Regions from separate parts of the Mus musculus genome. Here region 1 is linked to region 2. The links are chromatin loops, found by intact Hi-C in ENCODE. Cell type or tissue: heart. All regions are shown on one strand. Links, peaks and the distances in the headings refer to the core of each region. The heading gives the core; the rest is flanking DNA. Region 1 holds the start of Ccdc107 (coiled-coil domain containing 107). Region 2 holds the start of Tln1 (talin 1).

Evidence for each region. Peaks named below come from ENCODE experiments on the same cell type or tissue, not always from the same donor. Only the 100,000 strongest peaks of a DNase experiment are listed, where the experiment ranks them.
Region 1: it touches region 2 in a loop (4-fold over the local background); 9 of 42 quality-filtered maps call a loop at or near these places.

What each region holds. Positions count from the first base shown.
Region 1 is chr4:43,486,909-43,498,761 of GRCm38, reverse strand. It overlaps Ccdc107 (coiled-coil domain containing 107), which reads right to left and starts at 5,397. Exons shown (of 6, transcript NM_001037913.2): 1 at 5,226-5,397; 2 at 5,003-5,154; 3 at 3,507-3,567; 4 at 3,330-3,420; 5 at 3,141-3,253; 6 at 2,841-3,065. The coding sequence starts at 5,331. The coding sequence ends at 2,860. It overlaps Arhgef39 (Rho guanine nucleotide exchange factor (GEF) 39), which reads left to right. Exons shown (of 12, transcript NM_001013377.3): 7 at 58-176; 8 at 733-803; 9 at 1,052-1,180; 10 at 1,446-1,675; 11 at 1,853-1,941; 12 at 2,042-2,620. The coding sequence ends at 2,084. It also overlaps Rmrp. In heart, for the core only: CTCF peaks have their summits at 5,305 and 5,920; DNase peaks (open chromatin) are centred at 5,401, 5,811 and 7,811; H3K4me3 peaks cover 2,381 bases; H3K27ac peaks cover 3,907 bases.
Region 2 is chr4:43,556,923-43,568,775 of GRCm38, reverse strand. It overlaps Tln1 (talin 1), which reads left to right and starts at 6,193. Exons shown (of 57, transcript NM_011602.5): 1 at 6,193-6,646. Creb3 (cAMP responsive element binding protein 3) reads right to left here and starts at 6,118. Exons shown (of 9, transcript NM_013497.4): 1 at 5,817-6,118; 2 at 5,570-5,726; 3 at 5,425-5,495; 4 at 5,218-5,307; 5 at 3,409-3,515; 6 at 3,241-3,309; 7 at 2,572-2,656; 8 at 2,398-2,482; 9 at 1,715-2,307. The coding sequence starts at 5,963. The coding sequence ends at 1,979. It overlaps Gba2 (glucosidase beta 2), which reads left to right. Exons shown (of 17, transcript NM_172692.3): 12 at 1-121; 13 at 232-338; 14 at 438-580; 15 at 661-776; 16 at 860-1,051; 17 at 1,309-1,848. The coding sequence ends at 1,587. In heart, for the core only: a CTCF peak has its summit at 6,494; DNase peaks (open chromatin) are centred at 5,514, 6,205 and 8,295; H3K4me3 peaks cover 4,928 bases; H3K27ac peaks cover 4,850 bases.

The sequences.
Region 1 (11,853 bases), core at 1,811-9,810, 70 kb after region 2:
GCTTGCAGTATGAGGAGTGACTTCCCTCCCTCATGTGAACTTCCCCTCTCAACCCAGGCGCAGCTGAAGAAGAATAAGCGTTTTCGGAGGTTCGTGAAGCTTCAGGAAGGTCGCCCTGAATTTAGGGGTCTTCAGCTCCAGGACCTGCTCCCTCTGCCTCTGCAGCGGCTCCAACAGTGAGTGTGAATCTCTCTAGGCTGGAATTAATCCTCTCAGGCTGCATAACCGAGGCCGGCAGCTCTGTGGGGGATGCCATAGGTTCTATCCCAGCTTTGCTATTCTGGGCCAAATTGCTTCTAAGAAGCTTTTACCAGAGTAAATGTTGACCCTCAGGGTTATCCAGGGTCTGCAGCGTCAGATGTGGCATTGTAGGACTGTATACTAAATGGAGGGAACCTGCACCAAGGCCAGAGACAGACTCTGGAGAGGCTCAGGGCAATGAGGGGGTTGGTCTAGTCTTGTGGTTCTGTTCTAGGGCTCAGAGGTTGTCTGTGGTAGCCTCCTTGGTTTGATTTGGTTTCATCTTCTGACCCAGCCTCCTGATTCTTCAGTGTAGAATGGAAATGTAATGTGACCCCAGGTTCAGAGTCCCAGGTTAAGGAGGGGCAACAGAGGAGCCAGGCCTTTCCTGACTTGACAGTTGAGAAATGAAGGTCGGGGAGGTGATCTTCAAGTCTATGAAAGCAGGGCATTGAGCCTGGCTCTACTTCCCTCCCCACTGTCCACTTCTAGGTACGAGAATCTTGTCGTGGCTTTGGCTGAGAACACAGTTCCCAACAGCCCTGACTACCAGCAGCTCACACGTAGGTTCTAGTTCCTCAGCTCAGGCAGAGGCTGCCTGTCCTGAATGCCTCTCTGGCTCTCACCTCCAACAGTGTCTGGTATGTCCCTGTCTCCCATGGAATGTACAGTGGCCCTAACTGCCCTGCCCATTCTTCAAGAAGCTAGAACGGGACCCAGACCCCCACCCCCACCCCAGCTTGTCTTTTACTACCAAGAGCCACTCAAAGCCCATGTTCTGTTGGAAGTAAGGCACTGGGTGTTGTTCCAGGGGCTGCTCGCCTGGTAAGTGAGACGGCCCAGAAGGTCCACGCCATCGGCCAGAGTCAGAAGAATGATCAGCATCTGCTGCGTGTCCAGGCTCTACTCAGTGGGCGCAAGGCAAAAGGGCTGACTTCAGGTAGACCGTGGACTCTGCCCCTTCAGTTGCCCCTTGCTTATGCCAGCATGCTGGGCTGGCAAGATGACCCAGTAGGTAATGTGCTTGCTGTATGACCTGTGCAATTCTGGAATGCATATAAAGGTGAAAGGAGAAAACTGACTCCAGGGTGGTTCTGTGACCTCCACATCGCCACACAGTAACATTACCCCTTCCCCAACGTCCTGTCTCTCTTGTGTTCCTACGGATTCTTGAGCTGTACAATAACAGTGCTCTCATTTTCAAGGCCGCTGGTTCCTACGGCAGGGCTGGCTTTTAGTGGTGCCTCCCACTGGGGAGCCTCGGCCCCGGATGTTCTTCCTTTTCTCCGACGTGCTCCTCATGGCCAAGCCTCGGCCCCCACTGCACCTGCTGAAGAGTGGCACCTTTGTCTGCAGAGCCCTGTACCCTATGTCCCAGTGTCACCTTAGCAGGGTCTTTGGCCATTCGGGAGGACCTTGTGGTGGTTTGCTCAGTGTAAGTAGTAGATGGGAAATCTGGGCCCAAAATATACTTGAAGTAGTTGTAGACCAGCCCATCACTTGAGCTAGCTCCCTTTTGGGGCTGAGGTTTCACACTTATCCCTGAGTTAGTGTCACGGGACCAGAGAGGGCCCCAGCCTGACTTGCTCTGAACTAACTGGTTTCTCCTTAGCTGTCCTTTCCCCATGAGAAGCTACTGCTTATGTCTACTGACCAGGAGGAGCTGTCACAGTGGCACCACAGCCTGACTCTGGCTATCAGGTTAGCCGTGCTGAGAAGGAGCAGCGTCCCTCACAGCCCCTCCCCCACCCCGTGGGTGACTGAGGACTGACCCGGTGACCAGACTGTTTTCTTCCCACAGAAGCCAGAAGAGCTCGACCCACAGAAGTGTCACTGCAACATGACATTGTCATCTACAAACATGCTGGGGCCATATTCACAGCTATCCTGGGATACACATGGCAGCTGGGTGTGCCTATGAAGAATCTTACAAATTCCAGAACTCGGATACTCAGGAATAGGGCAGAGCCACGAACAAAAGGGAATGTACTTCGATTGAGCCTCAGTGGAACAAGTCCCTTTAACGCCCTGCCACTGGGGGGCCTGAAAAGCCCCTGCTGTCTGTGGCCAGCGGTTAATCCCATTTGCAGCTTTGAAAAGGAGTCCATTTTGTTGTTATTGCCTATGGTTTCCTGATTTATTCTTGAGAAAGGATCTTACCCAGGCTGACCATGAATTTGAATTCCTTCTGCCTCAGTCTCTCAGGTGTTGGGTTATAGGTGTGTGCTGCCACACCTGGCTATTGTATATAGTTTGTTTTCTTGAGACAAGGTTTCATGCAGTCCAGGGTGGCCTTGAACTCCAGATCCTCCTGAACTACCTCCTATGTTCTATAATTTATTTCCCCACTGGATCTTAATAAAGGGTTGTTTTTGCAAAAGCCTTCCTGTCTAAATCACGAGAAAATGGAGTTTGAGCCTTGATGGCTGGCATCTCGGTAGCCTCAGAAACACAAGGGCAGAACTGTGGCTCTCTCTCTGTCTTCTCCATTCACATTCTGGAAGGCAGTCTCTCTCTTCCTAATAAGGGAAGAGTGCTTGGCTTTTGCACCGTGTGTGTGTGTGTAGCAGGGAGTGGAAAAAGCACAGAGGAACACCCAGTACGAGGGGACTCTTTTTACTAAACCTTCAGTGGTTGTTCCCCATTTACTGCTGGACCCTTTGTCACCGTCTTGTGCCACCTTCTCCTCAGCCCCTGCTCCACCTCCCAGGAAGGAGCTAGGTTCCGTGTTTCTGGGCTCCAGGTTATGGGCTCTTCCCAGGCCTGACTGTTTCCAGCTTCTTGGTCTTCTTTCCCCAGGTCCTCAGTAAAGGGTATGCTGGCCTCTGTGAAGGAGAGACCAACTTGCTCTAGTTTCACAGCCATGGCTCTCCAGCCATAGAAACCTCCCAACCTTTTACCTGGTTCTGGAACTTCCACTCCTGTGCCAGGCTGGCAGTCTTGTAGAAGGTGGTGGATGGTCTTTAGTTTTGTGTCTAGAAGTTCCCTCTGGGTTCCAACCAAAGTCGTCACCCTGTAGAAATACCCACTCAGGGGGCTGCCCAGTCTGTCTCCTTGGCTCCCACCTCACCCACCCCACAAATTCTCACTGTTCAAAAAGGGGATCCAGCTGTGTCATCAGGTGGTTCAGGTGCTGCTCCGTCTGGGCCAGCTGTTGTGTCAGCTGCACCAGCTGTTGCTCTGGGAGTGAGGGAAAGGGCATGGTTACTCCTGCAGTCCCCTGATCTACTCCATCGCCAGAAACCACCACTAAATGCTCAACCCACCTGACTGCGAGGATTTCTTCTTGTTTTTTTCCTCTCTGAGAACAGCAGCCTCATCTGGGCCCTGTTGTGGAAGCAGATAAAGACAAGGCTGCAGCAAAGGCCCCAGCACCTCAGAGCCAGTGAAGAGAGGAGCCATAGAGAAAGCTCTGGGCATCCACCTCAGAGAATCCCAGTTGTCTCTAGTCCAGCTGCTTACCCAGAACATGAAGTGAAACGTCAGGATGCCCACACATGGCCAGACTGCTAAAGCACTCCTGGGAATGTGAAACTCTCCAGTAGGGACGGGAAGATTGCTCTTACCCCAGCCTTCTTATTTAGCATCCCTATACCTCGCTGCCTTTGAGGTAGAGTCTTGCTAAATTGTCCAGATGGGCCTTGCACTTACAATCCTCCCTCATAGTAGTTGGAATAATAGGACTGTGTCACCAGTTCCTGTACCCTCAGTCTTTGCTGGTGAAAAAAAAAATCTCCAATCTGTTCAATTCACATTATCCCATTACAGATTAAAAATCTAAAACAAAACAAAACAAAAAACCCAACAACAAAAAGTCTATATAGTGCTCTTTGCTCTAAAAGGCAGTGCCCTATGGTTTATTTTTAGGATACAATTCTCCCAGTGCTCTGATAGGTAGATAAAGCACAAGCCTCCTTCAGAACCTTTAATTGGAAAGTGGGTTATCATAACACCGTGAAACTGTCAGCCGCCATGCCTACCTCTCTTCCACGGGTCCCGCTCCTCTTCTCAACTGCTTATGTATTCTTCTCCATGCATAAGACAGAAATACTGGTCTCGAACTCACAAGAGCTGTTCCTGCCTCTGTCTCCCCTGAATGCTGGGATTAAAGGCGTCTAACACTACGCCTGGGTAGAATTTATTAATCTATCTTTAAACTCCAATCTTCATCCTAGCCTGTCAAGTCTGCCTGGCTCTTTAATCTCATCTAGTTTTATGTTACTAATTAGTTCAGCCTCTATTCCCCTGTGCAAGTAATTGACCAGAGTTGAAGATAAAGCACTGGGTGGTAGGTTCCACTTTCCATGTCAACAGTTTCAAAGTAATCAGAATGTACAGTCAGTTCACATTTCAGGGTTTCCTTCCTAAGGAGAGCACGAAACGGCTTGGTGTCTGGTCCACTAGACACTCTGTTGCTGCCGCGATTAACTCCTTGGGCCAAGGTTGGAGCCTCAGCAGCAACTTCTTTTTTTGCATACTGACACTAGTTGGGTTAAAACCCCACTTACATCAGACACTAAGTGGATGAGCTCCAGATTGAAAATCGATCGTCACTGGAGAGAGGAGTAAAAGTAACGGTTTCTACAATTTCTCAGCCCCCTACATCCATTATCTCTCTGGATCCTCGAATGCCCCAATAATGTGGAAAAACCAAGGAACGAGCCTTCATTTTACAGGTAGCCGGGAAGCGGTTGTTCTTGGTACTGTAGCGGCCCCAGGAGATTAAGGCCCAGGGCTCCCACAACCCACCGCCATACCGCACCTGCAAACACTTGAACAGCACAAAAGCCACGACGGCCGCGGTGTACAGAGCGCCCAAAGACAGCGATCCGGCCCGGGCTCGCTCGCGCTGATCCTTGGGTGGCGGCTGCCGCCGAGGTTCGGTGGTTCCCGGACTGACCTGGGAGCCCCGTTCTGTGGATTAAAGCCATCGGTCAGTTTCTACTAGGCAGTCCCAGCCTCCCTCCAGCAGCTCTCGCAGGTACCTGGGTGTGCCCCCAGATCGGCGCTGGGGCGCTCCCCAAGGACTCCAAAAGGCGCAGACACAAGCAGCAGCCCCAGAATACTCAACACGGGGCCAGCGCCCTCCATGCCTGGCCCACCAGAATCGCACGCCGGGTACCCCGCGTTCCAGCGCTGGGCCTCCGGCCGTAGTGCGCACGCGCAGGAGACCACGCCTACATCGGGGGGGCTGAGTCCCTTAAGGCGGCCACGCCCATCTCAGGATGGGTTTAAGCAATATTTGCATAAACCACGCCCACCTAGCGTTCCTACATTAATTAATGACCTATCTATTTATAGCTTTCTTAAACAATTATGTCTCCAGAATCTTTCAGGATAAAGTATCATGCCTAAAACAATGGCTCATTGTTTTTCTACCTAGAGAGACCAATTTTCTCACCATAACCAAAAAATTAAGCCTGTTGTAGAGTCATAAATTAGTCGCGCCTAGAAGCTAAGGCAGCTCGCTCTGAAGGCCTGTTTCCTAGGCTACATACGAGGGACATGTTCCTTATCCTTTCGCCTAGGGGAAAGTCCCCGGACCACGGGCAGAGAGTGCCGCGTGCACACGCGCGTAGACTTCCCCCGCAAGTCACTGTTAGCCCGCCAAGAAGCGACCCCTCCGGGGCGAGCTGAGCGGCGTGCAGCGGGGCGTCATCCGTCAGCTCACATAGTGACGCAGGCAGTGCGACCTGGCTCGCACCAACCACACGGGGCTCATTCTCAGCGCGGCTACACTTTTATTTATTTATTTTTGTTTGTTTGTATTTTGGTTTTTTGACAGGGTTTCTCTGTGTAGCCCTGGCTGTCCTGGCACTCACTTTGTAGACCAGGCTGGCCTCGAACTCAGAAATCCTCCTGCCTCTGCCTCCCGAGTGCTGGGATTAAAGGCGTGCGCCACCACGCCCGGCCACTTTTATTTCTATACAACCTTCAGAGCCAGATGTGAATGTACTAATTAGGAAATCAAGGTCACCCTTTCCTAAGAAAAGAAGAAAGAAAACGGAGACAAATCTGAATTCCTAATTTATTCTTTAATAGCTGTAATTCTTTTTTTAGACTGCTAGTCCAAAGAGAGCAAGACTGTGGGTTTTGCTTTTTTGTTTTTTTCCATTTTACTGTCCGAGCCTAGTCACTTGTTGCTAGGGGAACTTGAGGAAGTGAATGAAATTAATGAATGAATGTTCACAGCGACTCAAAAGGCAAATATACAACTAGGTCCTTCTGGGTCTCATGTAACCTGGGCTGGCTTCATTCTCATGTAGCTGGAGCTGGCCTAGAACTCCTAACCCTCCTGCTTCCATTTCTCAAATGCTGGGATTATGTAGTAGCAAGCACATAAGATTCACAGAGCTGCCAGATGTGGCACCACACTCCTTTAATCCCAGCAGTGGGGAGACAAAAGCAGACAGATCTCTATGAGTTCAAGGCCTGGTCTACATAGTGAGACCCTCTCTCAAAACCGAACAAAAGGAATGAAGACTGAAGTGTGGACACTATGCCCCTCCTTAGATTTGGGAACAAAACACCCATGGAAGGAGTTACAGAGACAAAGTTTGGAGCTGAGATGAAAGGATGGACCATGTAGAGACTGCCATATCCAGGGATCCACCCCATAATCAGCATCCAAACGCTGACACCATTGCATACACTAGCAAGATTTTATTGAAAGGACCCAGATGTAGCTGTCTCTTGTGAGACTATGCCGGGGCCTAGCAAACACAGAAGTGGATGCTCACAGTCAGCTAATGGATGGATCATAGGGCTCCCAATGGAGGAGCTAGAGAAAGTAGCCAAGGAGCTAAAGGGATCTGCAACCCTATAGGTGGAACAACATTATGAACTAACCAGTACCCCGGAGCTCTTGACTCTAGCTGCATATATATCAAAAGATGGCCTAGTCGGCCATCACTGGAAAGAGAGGCCCATTGGACTTGCAAACTTTATATGCCCCAGTACAGGGGAACACCAGGGCCAAAAAGGGGGAGTGGGTGGGCAGGGGAGTGGGGGTGGGTGGATATGGGGGACTTTTGGTATAGCATTGGAAATGTAAATGAGCTAAATACCTAATAAAAAATGGAAAAAAAAAAAAAGAAAAGAAAACAAAAACAAAAACAAAAAAAAAAAAAAAAACGAACAAAAGACCAAGACAGGGTGTTACATTGTCTGCTCTAAGCTGTGTTGTTTGAGACAGTCTCAGTAGCCCAAGATCCTTCTGAGATAATCTCTGGAGTGCTGGGGTTGCTAGAGATGCAGCCAGCATGTACCTCTCTCCCTGTTATCTTTTACCTCTGCTACATCTTCAGAGGGCCATCTTCAGATCAATAGCTCTCGGAATGAAGAAACACGTTCCATTTGCATCTCGGTCTCCAGGACTTGGCAATCACCAGGCATGAGGCACACGAGTGTTAAATAAATGAATAAACCATGAGAGTCTTATCTTGTTTTCCCAGAGAGGGGGGCATAAGGACAGGGCAGGGCAGGGCAGGGCAACAGGAGTTGTTAAAGTCTGATTGCTCCAAGGCAGCTTGGATGGGAAAGAAGAGAGGTACAAACCTGGAGTGGCTGCCAGCTGGCATAGTGTGTGTAGATAAATTCAGGTTCATTCTAATGGGACAAATGACTCACTGATGGCTGGCTTTTTGTTTTGGGAGTTTTGAGTCAGGTAGTCCAGGTTGACCTCAGAACTCTTTGTGTATATGGTCAAGTACGCTCTAGAACTTCTGAAACGCCTGCTTTTTCTTCCTGTACACTGGGACTCTAAGTGTGTGCCACCAAACCTGGTCTCCAGAATAAGGTTTTGTTGTTTCATTTTGATGGTACGGGGTCGGGGTGTGTAGGCTCCCCCAGCCTGAAGCGGGTTGGTACAAATCTTGTCACCATTGAGGTGGGGCCACCTGTGGTGCAGCTTTCCACCCCCTTATAAACACGGTTTCTTAATAAACTCATGGGCCTTGATCAAAACCTTTGTCTTGGCTCCATTATTTCTCTCGACCATCTAGTTTCTCTCTTTTCAGCCCCAGCCTGCCTCCCAAGAGTACCCCAGTTCTTATAAGCCTCAGGCCAGCTTACTACAGAGGTGCTTCTAGCCATGTCCTCACACATGCCAGGCAAGTAGTCTACCACTTCACTATAGCCCCCAGCTGCTTGTTTTTAGTTTTAGTTGGAGATAGGATCTCATTCTTTAGTCCAGGCTGGATCCTAACACATAATCCTCCCGCCTTAGCATTCTGACTTGTGTCACACTGTCTGGTTCAGATTGCTACTTAGAGAACACTTGCTCATTATTGCCAGATCTCCTCACCCTCAAAGAATCAGCCAGTTGAGATTTTTAAGAACTGTCAGGGTACAGTAGCACGTGGTTTTTTTAATCCCAGCACTCGGGAGGCAGAGGCAGGTGAATCTCTGTGAGTTTGAGGCCAGCCTGGTCCACTGAGTGAATTCCAGAGCTGCACAGAGAAAGCCTGTCTCAAAACTTAAAATAAAATAAAATTTGAGAATTTTATTTATTCATCTTTAAAATTTAGTCTTCTCTCACACACTACATCCTGACTGCAGTCTCCCCTCCCCCACTTCTCCCATCCCCATCACCTCCATTTCCCTTCAGAAAAGAGCAGACCTCCTAGGGATATCAACCAAATACAGCATAACAAGTTACAATAAGACCAGGCGCACACCCTCATATCAAGGCTGGGTGAGGCAACAGTAAGAGGAAAAGGGCCCCAAGAGCGGGCAGAGGAGTCAGAGACACCCCCACTCCTGCTGTTAGGAGCCCACAAAACCACCAAGCTAGCAGCCATAGCATGTATGTAGAGGATCTAGCACACATCCATGCAGGTTCTGTGATTTCCCATCAGTCTCTGTGAGGCCCTATGAGACCGGCTTAGATGATTCTGTGGGCTGTGTTTGGTTTTGTTTGTTTTGTTTTGTTTTGTTTTGTTTTGTTTTGTTTTGTTTTGTTTTTCGAGATAGGGTTTCTCTGTGTAGCCCTGACTGTCCTGGAACTCACTCTGTAGACCAGGCTGGCCTTGAACTCAGAAATCTACCTGCCTCTGCCTCCCAAGTGCTGGGATTAAAGACGTGCACCACCACTGCCCAGCGGGCTGTATTCTTCTTGTGTACTGGACCCCTCTGGCTTATACAATTCTTCCCTGTCTTCCTCAGGGGTTCCCTGAGCTCCAAGGGGAGGGACTGGACAGAGAGCTCCAGTTTGGACTCTCTCTGCCTAATGTTTGGCTGTGGATCTCTGCATCTGCTCCCATCAGCTGCCCCCACCTCCTACCCCCATATCCTAGGTCTCTGGGCTATCCAGCCTCTAGTTCCTGATCATCCAGGCAGTGTGGGGCACGGGCTCCCTCTCATGAGAGTGTCTCAGTTTAGATCAGATACGGTTGGCCACTCTCACAAAGTCTGTGCTTCCATCTTCCCTACTCCTGCACATCTTGCAGGCGGGGTAGATTGTAGGTCAAAGGTTTTGTGGTTGGGTTGGTGTCAGTCCTTGCACTGGAAACCTTGCCTGGTTTCAGAAGATAGCTGGTTCAGGGTCTGTGTCCTCCATTACTAGGAGTCCTCATAGGGTCTCCCTCTTAGATTCCTGGTTCTACTGCACCAGGTTTCCACAACCTCTCACCTCAGCCCCAATGCCAGTCTGTTTCCACATTCTCTCTCTCCAACACCCCGACTCAATTCCCCCTGTTCCCAAGCCCACCTGCCTGAGCCCACCTGTAAAATTAACAGTAGAAGATAGTGACTTGGCTCATGGCTCTGAAGAATGGGAATTCCAAGAACATGGTGTCATCATCTGGCAGGGACATCTCACAGCTCTATTACATGCTGGAGAGCAAGAACACAGGAAACGAGATGGAGACACACAGGATGGGTCTGTCCTTTCATGGAGAGCCCATCCTCAGATGACAGCATCAGGATATTCGATAGAGCCAATCGTCCCCATCTCCTCTCAAGCAATAGCAGTTTAAATGGCATGGGCTCATAGTGTGGGTCTCAGGTTGGACCAGTCATTGGTTGGCCACTCCCACAAGTTCTGTGCCATCTTTACCCTAACACATCTTACAGGCCGGACAGATTGTAGGTTAAAGGCTTTGTGGCTGGGTTGGTGTTCCAGGTGCACCACTGGAAGCCTTGTTTACAGAAGATGGCTGGTTCAGGCTCTGTATCCTCCATTAATAGGAGTCCTCACTAGAGTCCACCTCGTGGGTTCCAGGGAGTTTCCATTGTCCTGGGTTCCTACCTCGCCCTGAAGTCCCCAATTCTGGTCGCCTCTCTCAGTATTCTCTCTCTCCACTCCTCCCCCACCTGATCCCTCCTGTTCCTGTCACACCCACCCTCTTCCCAGGGAGACCCATGTACCCCCCCCCCACACACACACTTAGAGCCCTCCTTATTACTTAGCCTCTCTAGGTCTGTGGATTATAGCCTGGTTATCATTTACTTAACAGCTAGTATCCACATATATTTATTTCTATGTTTGTCTGTCTTTCTGGGTGTGGGCTACCTTACTCAGGATGATTTTTTTTTCTAGTTCCATCCATTTGCCATTTGCCTTCAAATTTCATGATTTTTCTTCTTTTTAAAAAAGATTATTTATTTATTTTATGTGAGTACATTCTTGCTATCTTAATACTCACCAGAGGAGGGCATCAGATCCCATTATAGATGGTTGTGAGACACCATGTGGTTGCTGGGAATTGAACTCAGGACCTCTGGAAGAGCAGTCAGTGCTCTTAACCACTGAGCCCTCCTCCTCCTCCTCCTCCTCCTCCTCCTCCTCCTCCTCCTTCTTCCTTCTTCCTTCTTCTTCTACTACTGCTCTTTTTGTTTTTACAAGCTCTTGCTATGTAGTCTAGGCTGGATTTGAACTCATAACATAACCCAGATTGACTTCCAACTCATGATCCTACCATCTCACCATTAAGTGCTTTTTCTCATCTTTAAAGTGCTGATAAGAAATCAAGGCTATACTTAGTGTATTTGACACCCAAGCAGATTTTTTTAATTTTTTGAGGCAGAATTCTATGTGATTCAGGCTGGCCTCGAGCATGCTATATAGGCAAAGCTGGCCTTGAACTTCTGATCCTCCTGAGTGCTGGGAATGCAGGTGTGGATTCACTTGGGACTGGCTGTCAACCTCAGGGCTGTATGCATATTAGGCAAGTAGGCTATCAATAAAGCTACATCTCCAGACCCAAGGAGTTTTTTTAAAAAATTCTCTAAATGTCAATATCATTTTCAATAGCATAAAAATAAAAACCAGGAAAGACACAGACAGGGAACATAATTTTAAAAGTATTGAACTCTGTATATTTATAAGTGTGCTAGTATAATAATGTATATAGTTAGCATTTTAAATTAATTACAGAACAAGAAACAGCAATGGATCTTAATTACTTTAATGATTGCATTATTGCATTTTAAAGAAAGTATGGTTAATCTTCGTGTTGATAAAGGTGGTGAGCAGTTTTAGGTTTTGGTTTTTTAGAGTTTATTCTTTTTGTGTGTGGTGTATGTGGGTGTGTGCACCCATGCACACACATGTGGGGGTAAGAAGGACATTGAATGTCTTCCTTACCATTTTGTCCAAACTGGCAGGCCAGA
Region 2 (11,853 bases), core at 1,676-9,675:
TTTGATTCATGATACTGCTGACTGGAAGGACCTGAACCTGAAGTTTGTATTGCAAATTTATCGGGACTATTACCTGACGGGTGATCAAGGCTTCCTGGAGGACATGTGGCCTGTGTGTCTGGTAAGGAACGAGAACTGTGTCCAGTATACCAGGGATGTAGCTGGAGTCTTGGGAGAACCCAGACTTTCTTTCTTAGAACCTAGGTCTTCAGTGTCTTGATCCCTCTCTAGGCTGTGATGGAGTCCGAAATGAAGTTTGACAAGGACCAAGATGGACTCATTGAGAATGGAGGCTACGCAGACCAGACCTATGATGCATGGGTCACCACAGGCCCCAGGTTTGGGGGTAGGGATTTCCAGGTCTGAGGTGAAGACCCGGGCATGTGAGGATGCCGTGTAGAGCGGCCGGTCTCACTCCAGCCACTGTTCCCACCCAGTGCTTACTGCGGAGGGCTGTGGCTGGCGGCAGTGGCTGTAATGGTTCAGATGGCTGTTCTGTGTGGGGCCCAAGATGTCCAGGAGAGGTTTGCTTCCATTCTCTGCCGAGGCCGAGAAGCTTATGAGAGACTGCTGTGGAACGGTGAGTAAAAGCAACCTGGGGCAGCTTAAAACCCAACTACGGGATACAAGCAACTTGACTTTGCTCTTTCTCTATTCCAGGACGCTATTACAACTACGACAGCAGCTCCCATCCTCAGTCTCGGAGCATCATGTCTGACCAGTGTGCTGGGCAGTGGTTCCTGAGGGCCTGCGGCCTGGGAGAAGGAGACACTGAAGTGAGAGGCTGGAGAAGCCAGAAGTCTGGGTTTCCCTGGAGGTGGGAGGCAAGTCTGAGACTCCACCTTTGCTCTCCCTCCAGGTATTTCCTACCCTGCATGTGGTCCGTGCTCTCCAAACCATCTTTGAACTCAACGTCCAAGCCTTTGCAGGAGGAGCCATGGGGGCCGTGAACGGGATGCACCCTCATGGTGTCCCTGATAGATCCAGTGTGCAGTCTGATGAAGTCTGGGTGGGTGTGGTCTATGGGCTGGCAGCCACCATGATCCAAGAGGTAATGAATTCTCTTCCCAGCCCTTCACCATTTGTACTGAGGTCCAGAAAACTTCCTCAGCCACTAACTTTATTCCAAGAACACCCTACTGCCTGCCATCTTATCCGTCCACAGAGCGCCCTTCTCCCTAATAAGTGTTCCACCTCTTGCCTTTAAGTTCTTGCCTTTAGGGCGAACGGCCTCCTGTCTTCTCTGCTCAGCTAAGGTAATTGTGCCAAGAGTCAGTTATTATGTGTGACTTCTACGTCTCCCCACAGGGCCTGACTTGGGAAGGTTTCCGGACAGCTGAAGGCTGTTACCGCACTGTATGGGAACGCCTGGGCCTGGCTTTCCAGACCCCAGAGGCATACTGCCAGCAACAAGTGTTCCGCTCCCTGGCCTACATGCGGCCACTGAGCATCTGGGCCATGCAGCTGGCCCTGCAACAGCAGCAGCATAAAAAGAGCCGCAGGCCATCAGTCACACAAGGCACGGGACTAAGCACACAGCCTGAATGTGGACCAAAGAGATCGCTGGCAAACCTCAATTCAGAGTGATCCCTCTGAACTGTGGAGGCCCAGCCTCCACACTGGACCTCCTCCTTCCTCCCACAAGTCCTGCAGCCCTGAGCCAATAGGACAATCGCGCCCCTCTTCCTTCCCAGCTGTGCCAGTAAAAAGGGGCTGAGGAACCACTTATTTATTTCTTACCCTACCCAGTCCTTCCATGGATGAAGTATTCAAGGCCAGTAAATGTCTCCAAATCTATTCACGGGGCAACAGATACATATGGGTATAAATAAAATACTCAGAAAACTAGTTAGTGTGGTGTGTCTGAGTTCCTGGGCATCCTAACAGAGCACGTGAGCAAAGGCCAGCTTTCCCCTGCTCCTTTTTATTTGAATACAGACAGGAGTCCTCAGGCTGAGGACACCCCACATCCTCACACCTAACCTGAATACCTGCCCTGAAAGATGACCAAAGAAGGGCTGTGGTTAGGTTGCCATCCCTCGCTTTCTGAAAGGTTTGCCTGCAGGAGAAGGTTGGAGTCGGAGAAGAGCATCTCTGAAGAAAGATCCCAGAGTGGCCAGTGCAGGGGCTGCTCTGCCTGAGGCGCGTGGTACAGTACACAGGAAAAGTTGCTGGAGACCAAGAACATATGTTCTGAGCTGTCCAGTGACTGGTGTGTGCTGTCCATGGGTAGCTCTGACGATAGAGCAGATGGCTTCGGCTGATGATCGTCCTCGCTGGGGAGGGCACGAAGCTTGCGGTGCAACACTGAAGAGACAAAGACTGGTCAGGAGACCACACAGAAGAAGCCCTCTCTCTACCACAGACCACGCCCGAAGGTGTCCTTAAGCCTCTTACCAACATACTCCGCGGGCACACTTCCCCTTGCATCAGAGGAGTACATAGCGGGTACCAGGAGAAGACAGAAGGAGAACACGAGGACCTAGAACACAGGGAGAAGAAGGGGGTGAAGAGCTCTGGGTCACACACCCCATCTCTGCCAGGGAAAGGATCTCTTGTCACCCTCCTCACCAGAACACAAGTGCTGCCGCTGCTGGTTTTGTTGGCTATCTCAATCACCATGGCTTGAAGCTTCCTCAGTTGATCTAGAAGGGACCTAAGAGACGAGAGGAGACGGTAGTGCGCATGCTCTGGCCGAGCATGCAAGGCACGATGAAGGCCTCCTGTCTTAGCTACCCTCTCCACTCATGCTGTGGATCCAGTCTCAGCTTCCTTGCCTTTCCCCCTCACCCCAAGTGTCTTTGTGCACAAATGCCTGTGATTCCTTAGTGAGACAAAAAAAAAATCAAACTGCTCTGTCCTGACTTAAATACCTTCAAGAAAAACTCTCCAGTAGCTGCAGTACCTGATCAACTAAGCTTGTGCTTCCCCACCAAGCCCTGTGCTCTCTACCCAACCCCAGAGCTAGAGCCAGCCAAGCACAATGCAGCCTTCTCTCCTCCCAGTCCCATCCCCACAGCTGCAACTGCAATGACGCTGACGACCTGCAGTCTTTTCTTACTTCTCTATCTTGGTACTTAATTGCTCCTTAGCTACTTATAAGTTTATTCTCCATCACGCTTGAGACATGGCTAACTTCCGGATGTCTGCATTTTTGAGCTATCCAGTTGGAAGTCATGTGGAACAGTGGAAAGAGTGAGAAAGCATTAAAAAACCGATTGTCTTCAAATGGCCGCTTACAGATTCTGTTCCTCCAAACGCTGCACCTTGTTCTGCAGCTCCCGATTCTGAGCTGTGTATTTCAAGACCCTAGAGGACAACATGGATGTGAGGACACGTGGATTTCAAAATATTGTGTCTCCTCCCTTCAAGACCCTCCAGGCTTCCCCCGTGTCCATCCTTGCTTACCTGCTCTCCAGCCCCACGACATACACCTTCTTCTTCTTGCGGCTTTCTTGAGCTGCTCTCTTGTTACGAATCTTCCTCCGCACTCGTTTCAGAACTTGTTCCTCCACCTAAGAGAAGATGGGGGAAAGGTCACCCACAGTATGTTATTATATGCCTGTATGTTATACCTATATATACTACATAGGTATGTTGGAAGACAGCTAACCTTCTTCCCAATCAAATACTCTCCACAGCCTCTCTGTCAGTAGGCATTTACCTTCTGTGTGAACACCAAGGAGCAGATATTCAACACTAGAAAGCCAGACTTTTTATTATTTTTTATGTGTTTGGGTGTTTTGCCTGCATGTCTGTATAACGTATATGTATAATGGGTGTGCCTAGTGCCCACATAGGCTAGAAGAGGGTGTCAGATCTCCTCGGATTGTAAGCTGCCATGTGGGAGCTGGGACTTGAACTCATGCCCCATGGAAAAGCAGAAAGTACTCTAAACCACGGAATCATCTTTCCAGTCTCTAATTAATTTTAAAAATTCCACTTAAGCTAGGTGTGGTTGTACATGCCTGTAGTATCAGCACTTGGGAGGCAGAAGAAGGAAGTCAGGATTTCAAGACCATCCTTGGCTAGGGTAGTTTTTGAGGACAGACTGAGCTACATAAGACCATGTCTCAAAACTAACAACAACAACATCTACCCTTATCCTAAAGCAACATCAATCTTCTTATAATTTCCATTCATTTGATTTTCCTAGAGTCTCTAAAGTGATATAGAATATATCCTTATCTTAAGGTACTTTCAACTTTTTTTCTTTCAGAAACTAAAACTGAATAAAGTTAACTCTTACATTCTCTGATAATGCCTGTCAAACTTGGACACTAGCCAAGAGTGACATCATACACTTGTAATCTAGTCCGAGGGAGTTAGAAGCAGGAGAATCAGGAATTCAAAGGCATTCTTTCCCTACTACATAGTTTGAGGCCAGCCCAGCCTGGGTTTACAAGACCCTGCCTTAACAACAAGGGCCAGAGGGCGTGGCTCAGCAGTGAGCATTGATGAACATTCATGAGGTACTGTACTCCAATCCCAGTGGGTAGGGGAATTATGGCATGCTCTGGCCAGTGTAAAGGAAGACAAGACAGTTACTATCCTAGGGACAGAACCACTATTGATAATTTCCAAGTTCCGTTTCCTTTCCTCCCAATATATTGCTCATTCATCTTGTAATAGTGATAGAGGGATAGGGGATGGTTTCTCACATAGCCCAAGCTTGCCTGAACTCAACATGAAGCTAAGTCTGTCCGTTAATGCTGATCCACCTGCCCCAAATAAGTAAATATCTACATATCAGAAGTAAGACAATATTAAAAAGGCAAATGACATTAAAAAAATTTGCCACAAAAACTAGATGCAGTATTCTTGTAATCCCAGCACGTGGGAAGTGACTTTGAACTTGTGAAGACCTTCCTGCTCCTGCCTCCAGAGTGCTAGGGTTATAGAGGGGTGCACCATCATGTCCAGCTTTGACGATTGTTGATGTTGTTAGACTGAGTCAGCCTCTCAAGCATTTCTACCACTGAGTATGATTCGAGGTCCCAAGATAACAACGGAAGCTATCAAGGCCCTTCACTTTCAAGGCTCTGTACTAAAGTTACATTTAAAACATTATCTTTTGACGTGGGTGTGTGTTTGGAGATGAGAGAACTTGTAGGAGTTGGTTTGTCCTTTTGCAAGTGATTGATATGAAACAAACTGAGCTTGCCTACTTGGGTTACCAACCCCCTCCAGCCTTTGCTCTACCAACAGGAGCCTTACCTTAGTGAGAGGAAGGGTTGAGGGCAGAGTGAGCCCCTCCTTCTCCAAGAGCTTCTTCTCTTCCTCGGTCAGTATCAGCCTAGACATCTCCTAAGGATGGAGGAAATAGTGAAGAGAGCAGAGTTGCATGGAGCTCTCAGAGCAGTATGGGGGATCTTGGCTGCTGCAAAGTGAGGTAATCCTGAAAAAAAAAATCAAGTCCAGCACCTGTTCCGCTGCTCTTTCCTCCCCTGGCAGTGGAGTCACGTGGAACCCCTCCTTTTCGAAGCTCTCAGTATCTGCAAAAGGGAAAGTAGAACCAGCTAGCCCAGTGAGCTCTCTCCTCCCCCACAACTTATCATTTCACACTCACCTAGATCTATGGAGACGTGCTCCTGTGGAAGGGAGTAGTTGTGATCATGGAGAATGGAAGAGCTGGAAGAGCCGAGAACATCCCGCGATACTGAGGGACTGAGCAGAGAGCTCAGTAAATCCTCTACCTCCCAGTCGCTCAGTTCTTGCACGGAGTTCTATCAAATTCAAAGGCCTTGATTTATTTCCGTACCTTGGGTCTCGCGGACATCCCTAGCTTCCCCCACTGGGAACACCCACCCACCCACCTCGGAAGGTGACAGCTCTAAGTCCAGCGGAGCCTTCACGTCCGGCTCAGTCGCAGCCCACAAATCTCCGCTTTCCTCTAGCAGGAAGCCCAGCAGGTCCTGATCACCGGGATCCAAAGCTAGCAGATCCTGACCACCAGGATCCATTTGGGATATCTATGGATAGAAATCCCTCCGCGCAGATCCAACCTCCGAACCTCAGGCACGACCCCTCAGTCTGTCCAGTCGGCTCGACTTAACCTCCGTCACTCCGGGACAAGGGCCTAGCTGTCACTCTAAACCGCACCCGTCTCTCAGCTTCTGTATTCCTCAGCTTCCAACACAACGGAAGTGGTGCACATAGCCCCGTGGAATCCTGGGACTTGGAGTTCTCTCCAACTCGGAAGTGGCTCCTGGGCTGCGCCACGTCCCGGGGGCTATGCAAATTATGGGGACGTCCTTTCAAGCTTCCCACGCCCCAGGGCGGGGATTCTGAGGATCCTTGTCCGCCTTCGCCTCGAGCTATTAAAAAAAAAAACTTAAGCGTTTAAAAGGGAACTCCAGCTTAGTTCGGGCGTTCTCTCCAGAGCTCTGCACGCTCGCTTCCTGCTGGGGAGGGGCGGCCAGGCTTCGCGGGCGCCCGAGCATCGAGAACTACGGCCAGAGCAGCTTCCTGCAGTCTCCGCTACCATAGAGCGCGGGCCCAGGGCGCCGCCGGCGGGTGGGGGACGTTTCCAGGACGGAAGTGGCCGAGAGTGTGTCGAAGGGAGGGCGAGGCCGGAGCCCCAAAAGCGACCGGGAGAAGGAGCGGGTAGCGGGCCCAGGGCGGGGCGCAGAGCCGGGCAGCGCAGGTAGGCCGGACGGGCTGGGCCGAGCTTCTAGGTGGGGCTGCGGGATCGGGCCAGCCCGGGAAGCGGCGGGCGGGGCCCCCAATCCTCCTGCATATCCTGTGTCTGGTTAGGGAGGTCAGGGTCCAGTATGTTTCGGTTTGGATTTGGAATTAAGCTGGCCTTGTTGCGAGAAGCAGGCCCTTTCGCGGGGGTAGACAGTTCTCTGTCTCGGCTAGGTTTGGGGACGGGTAGAAATGGGGTGGCAGTGAGGCACTGGGTGGCAGTGAGGCACTGGGCGGGGATGGGCTTTGGTATTAGCCGATAGTGAGTAAGTGGTTAGGAAAACTTGGGGTGAGTTTGGGTTAGGTGCCGTCGCGTTTAGGAAGCAAGGATCCCTTTAGAAGTTAAGAAGGTGAACTACATTCTAAACATTTGCTGCACGAGTCAAGTCTGTTTCGCATATGTGACATTTAAACTGAGGTCATTATTTTCTGCAATGACCAGCATTAAGTCAGAGTACAGGATCGGGTTAAGGATCAACAGGAATTGGCTTAGATGCCCGTTTTAGGGATTAAAGGCCGGTGTCATGGTCAGTATTAAGAATAAACAGTGAAAAGGTTAATTAAGAACCAAGTTACAAATGAGCTTTAGAACTGCAGGGTGGGGTGGGAGGGAGTATTTAGGGTTAAATTTGGGGGATTTGGGCCTAAAAATAAAAGCCAGATTAGTATGGGTGTCTTCTGGGAAAGGGGTGAATGTCAATGTATAGGGAAATAGGAAATAAAGTCAGCATTAATGTTAGGAATTGGTGATAGCGTTAGGGGTTGAGGCTGCAGCTACAGCTGAGCTGGTAAAATGTAAGAAGTTGGCAGGAAGTAGCTACCTTTGTTTTGTAGTGAGTTCTCTTATTCCTGTGCAGTTACAGAGGCCTCTTTTACCCAAAGAAGTGCTAGAGCTCTGGACCTCAGCTAGAAGTGCCAGGACTCTGCTTTCTCTAGTCTACTGCCTAAGCACAAGGCTTCCAGAGGCCACCACCACTGGGAGACAGGGATTTCTGGGCTGTGATGTTTACGAGGTGGGAGGTGGGAAATGGAAAGAGACCCAGGAGTCAGACAAGGTCCTAAGTGAGGATGGGGAATAGGAAGCCTGTGACTGAGGGGAAGCTGACCAAGGGAACGCTGTCGACTAAATGATGACAGTTTGACTCGAGCCTCCCTCATTCTCCACACACTGCCTTCTCTCTGTCTCTTTGCCCTCCCTGGTCCCACATTGCATACCTTTACAGTTCCTTACAGATACTGTCGTGGTCTTTAGCTCGTCTCCTGCTGTTCATCTGAACCATTTCCCACCCCCACACCCCTGTCTCTGTCTCTTGATCCACACATCCTACTTTACTTCATGTCCCTCAAACCTGAGCTTTCCCAACATCGGAGAGCACTTTCTCATACTTGCATACCACCTGGTCAGCTGCTGAACCCCCCCCCCCCCCGCCACCGGGCTCTTCCCATGTGTACCCCCTGGTTTCTGAGCCTCCTTTTACTTCTAGGTCCAGTTGTGGATCCCCTTCCCCCACTCCCCGACAGAAAAGAGGAAATGATACCCAAAGAGGAAACTTGGTCTTACTGATCCCACGCCCAGCCAGGCCACTGACCACACCCCCATGTCACTCCCAGCTTGACCCTGCCAGTGACCACAACACTGTCCCCTCCCCATGCTGCCTCTCCTTCCAACCCAGGGTTGCCTAGCCGCTGTCAGTGTTCTCTCACTCTCTCCCCACTAGCCCAATTTAGCAGCTTACCACATCCCTAGCTCTTCTGGAGCTCCTGACCCGGCCTCCGGCCTCCCTGTCATCCCCGGTTTAGTCAGCATCCATGGACTCATGCTTTTCCCTCCCCACCTGCTCAGTGGCTCATCATGTGTCTGTTCCCTACCATCACGCTCCTGGTCTCTTTTTCTACACCCTGTGATCCCCAGCCACAGCCTAATACTGTCAGTAACCCCACCTCTGTGCCCCTGCTACAGATACTTCCTATCGCATCATTTACCACCCAGCGTCATTCCCACATCCTGACTTAGTCCCCTCTCCTTCCCTGGTTTATTAAACTGAAGCTGTCTAGTCAGTAAATGGGTACTGGTCATAGGAAGCTGATTTTGGCTTCAGTTTTCTGAGTCCTGTATGTCAGTTCTACTTTTCTTCTGAATGGCAACTTCCTCTCCATACAGCTTTAACTCTGGCTTTATTATCGCTTATACTAATACAGTCTCCTCCTAACTTGGCCCCAGAGTTGCCCGAAAACCCAGTGCTGGGGATGTCCCTGTTTAAAGCTTCCTTGGCCTCCTGTTCCCCTCCAGTCAGTTAGGTTCCTCATACTGCTCTCTCCGCTTTTGCCTTTCCATCTTAACCCTGACGTCCCCACCGCTGCTCCCTTGCAGGTGCCCCGTGCTCCAGCCAGCTTGCCTCCTCACTTTCCTGGGCATTCCTCCGAGATCTCCTGCCTCTCAACCTTTGCTAGTGCTATTCTCTGTGCCTGGGACGATACCTTTGACTCATCTTCGACTGACCTAATGGAGAGAGCTTGGGCTTTGGAGGCAGAGAGACCTGGGTTCGGATTTTGGCTTCACAGCTTATTATTTGGACAAGTCCTTTGGAAAAGTATTTAACATTCTGGAGCCCCAGCTTCCTAACCTGTAAAAATGGAGATGATAACACCTACCTTGCAGGGTTGTTGTAAGGATTAACTGAAATTATATATGTATCTAATGCAATTAACATATAGTCAATAAATGACACGTCGCTGTAACTTCTTATTATCTTCATATTTTTAAAATTCTAACTTCAGATGATAGCTTCCTTGGATCCTTCGCTCCCTTTCCCTAGCCTCCGGGGCTCCCTTTTCTGGGTGAACACGTTTGGCTCCTTCCACAGCCTGCCTCTGTTGTAACTCTGCATTTAGCTTTTCCCCACCCCTGGGAGGCTGGCAGCCTGCGGAAAGCAAGGTCTAGTCTTACTCATCGAGCTTCCTGGCCTTCCCACCATGGGCCTTAGAGAATGCATGGAGGGAAAAGCATACAGTGAAGGAGAGAGGCTGGGAGCCGGCACTGGGGCTGGTGCACTGTGGGGAAGCTGTGTGCACACGTGCTGCCTACAACAGATAGATCCGTATAGCAACAGCACAGGCAGTTTGGCGGGAGGGAGTCCTGTGTGTAAGCTAAGGGGCCTTGGTGAAGAGTGAGAATACATGTATGACTGTGAAGACAGACCTTGTGCTGGAGGAGGTCAGATCCAGCCTCTCAGCTGCCCGGTCCAGCCTGAAAGGAGCTTCCAGCAGCCCAAGGCCGGATATGTCAGTCTCACCCACAAGCCCCTCCCCCTCCCAGCGGTTGAGGACTCAGAGGCCAAATTTGGTAACAGACTGCATGTTATTCCCCCAACCCTCTTACATTCTGACTCTGTCTTCAGCTTTCTTTCTCCCTTTGTCCCTTTTAACTCCCTGTCTCTGTAGTTCGCCCCTGTAGGTACCTGCACTGATGATATTCTCCATGTACCCCAAAATTCCTTAGCCCTAGTATACTTGCATTCCATTCCTTGCTGGGATTTGACCTCCTGTCCTCCACACCCCCCCTCCAATTGCCCAAGGCCTTTGGAATGCATCTCAGGAATGTATTGAGGGAGGAGGAGTTCTCTGGGAAGGGGACATGGAGTGGGTGTTGTTGCTCTTCATAAAGCCTGATAAAAGGGGACAGAGTTCTCAGAGCAAGACACGAAGCAGGTAGCTTCTGCTCCTAGTTCCTGGGCTCTTGTTCTTTGCCACTGCTAGTCCCGACTCAGTGTCCAGTTCCTTCACTCTCAATTAATTGTGTAGATAGCTACTCAGCCTGGAGGAGGGCAGGCATGACTCAACTCTCTTATCAGGATCTTACCAGAGGAAGAAGTGGGTATCCATATGTCCGGAGGAAATGGGGGCGGAGGGGCACACATGCAGTTTCAGCTGAGGCTGGAGTCCTTCAGTACTGCTCTGGTTCCGTGGACTGGTGCTTCTCTGACCAGCCCTCACTCCACAGCCAGGTCTGTCCACTGCTGGGAAGGTTCCCTAGGGGGAAGGAAGGGAGAGAGCTGGGACTGAGGGGGCCGGGAGGTCCTCTCATTTGGGGTAAAAATGGAGAACAAGCCATGCTGCTTTTCTCTGTAATCCTGAACTGTGTGTATGGCCAGAAATTTCCTCCTGGTCATTGATCCACCTTTCCCAATCCCTTTTTCCTCTGCCCCTTCCTAATTTCCCTGGTTCTCAAATGCCTTTTGTATTGTGATGCCTGCCTGTTCCCTGGTTTTTCCCCTGGGTCCTGCTTACCCCCTTGGAGTAGCCAGTTGTCAGGTAGGGAAGGGGGTGGGGGCTGCATCCCTCTCTTTTTAGTTAAGAGGCACCTAGTCCAGTACCACACTGGGTCACATCATCAGCTGCTGGGCAGACCTGTTGTCTTGGGCCTGTGTACCACCAGCTGCTCATGGTGTCTGAAAGGTTGGGGAAATGGGCTTGGCTTTGCAAATGCCGAGCTACGCTGAAAGCACCATCTGGAACCTAGTTAAGGTGGGGGCAATCTGGGGAGGCCATGCATGATGAAGAGTGCAAGAGACTGCAGTAAGGCCTGAGTCTCAGTGTCTGCACTGTTGGTCTTGCTTGTCTTGAAACTTTCTCCTCTCCAACAAGTATTGGCTAGGTCATTTCTGAGGTCTCTGGACAGAGAATCACAATTCTACCGTGACTGCAGAGCTCATTGGGAGGCCCTCCCTGTGTGTACCATTCAGGTTGTAAGAAAGCAGGAACAAAAGTAGGTCTCCCTGACATGCTAGCCACAGGCAGTCTGCAGGATTCTGGAGCCCCTGGGATGCTGCATTTTGCCAAGAAGAAGGCAAAAGCTATAAGAGGGAGGGTCACGTGATGGGTCAGAGCAGTGCTCAGAAATCCCAGGAAAGAATGGGAGACAAAGAAAAGGAAAAAACTGACCCCGGAAAAGTAAAAAAACAAGGCAGAGGCGGGGTTGAGAAAGAGGTGAGCAGAAACTAGAGGCCCAAGGCACTTGGAACCAGAGAGGCACAAATTCCAGTGGTGCGGGCAGGACAGTGTCCTCAGGTGACACTGCATTTCAGGCCTGCTATTGTACTCTAGAGACCAGCTTCTCTCTGGGATGTCTTAAGTGGTCTAGACTGGCCCATTTGATGTAAGTAATCT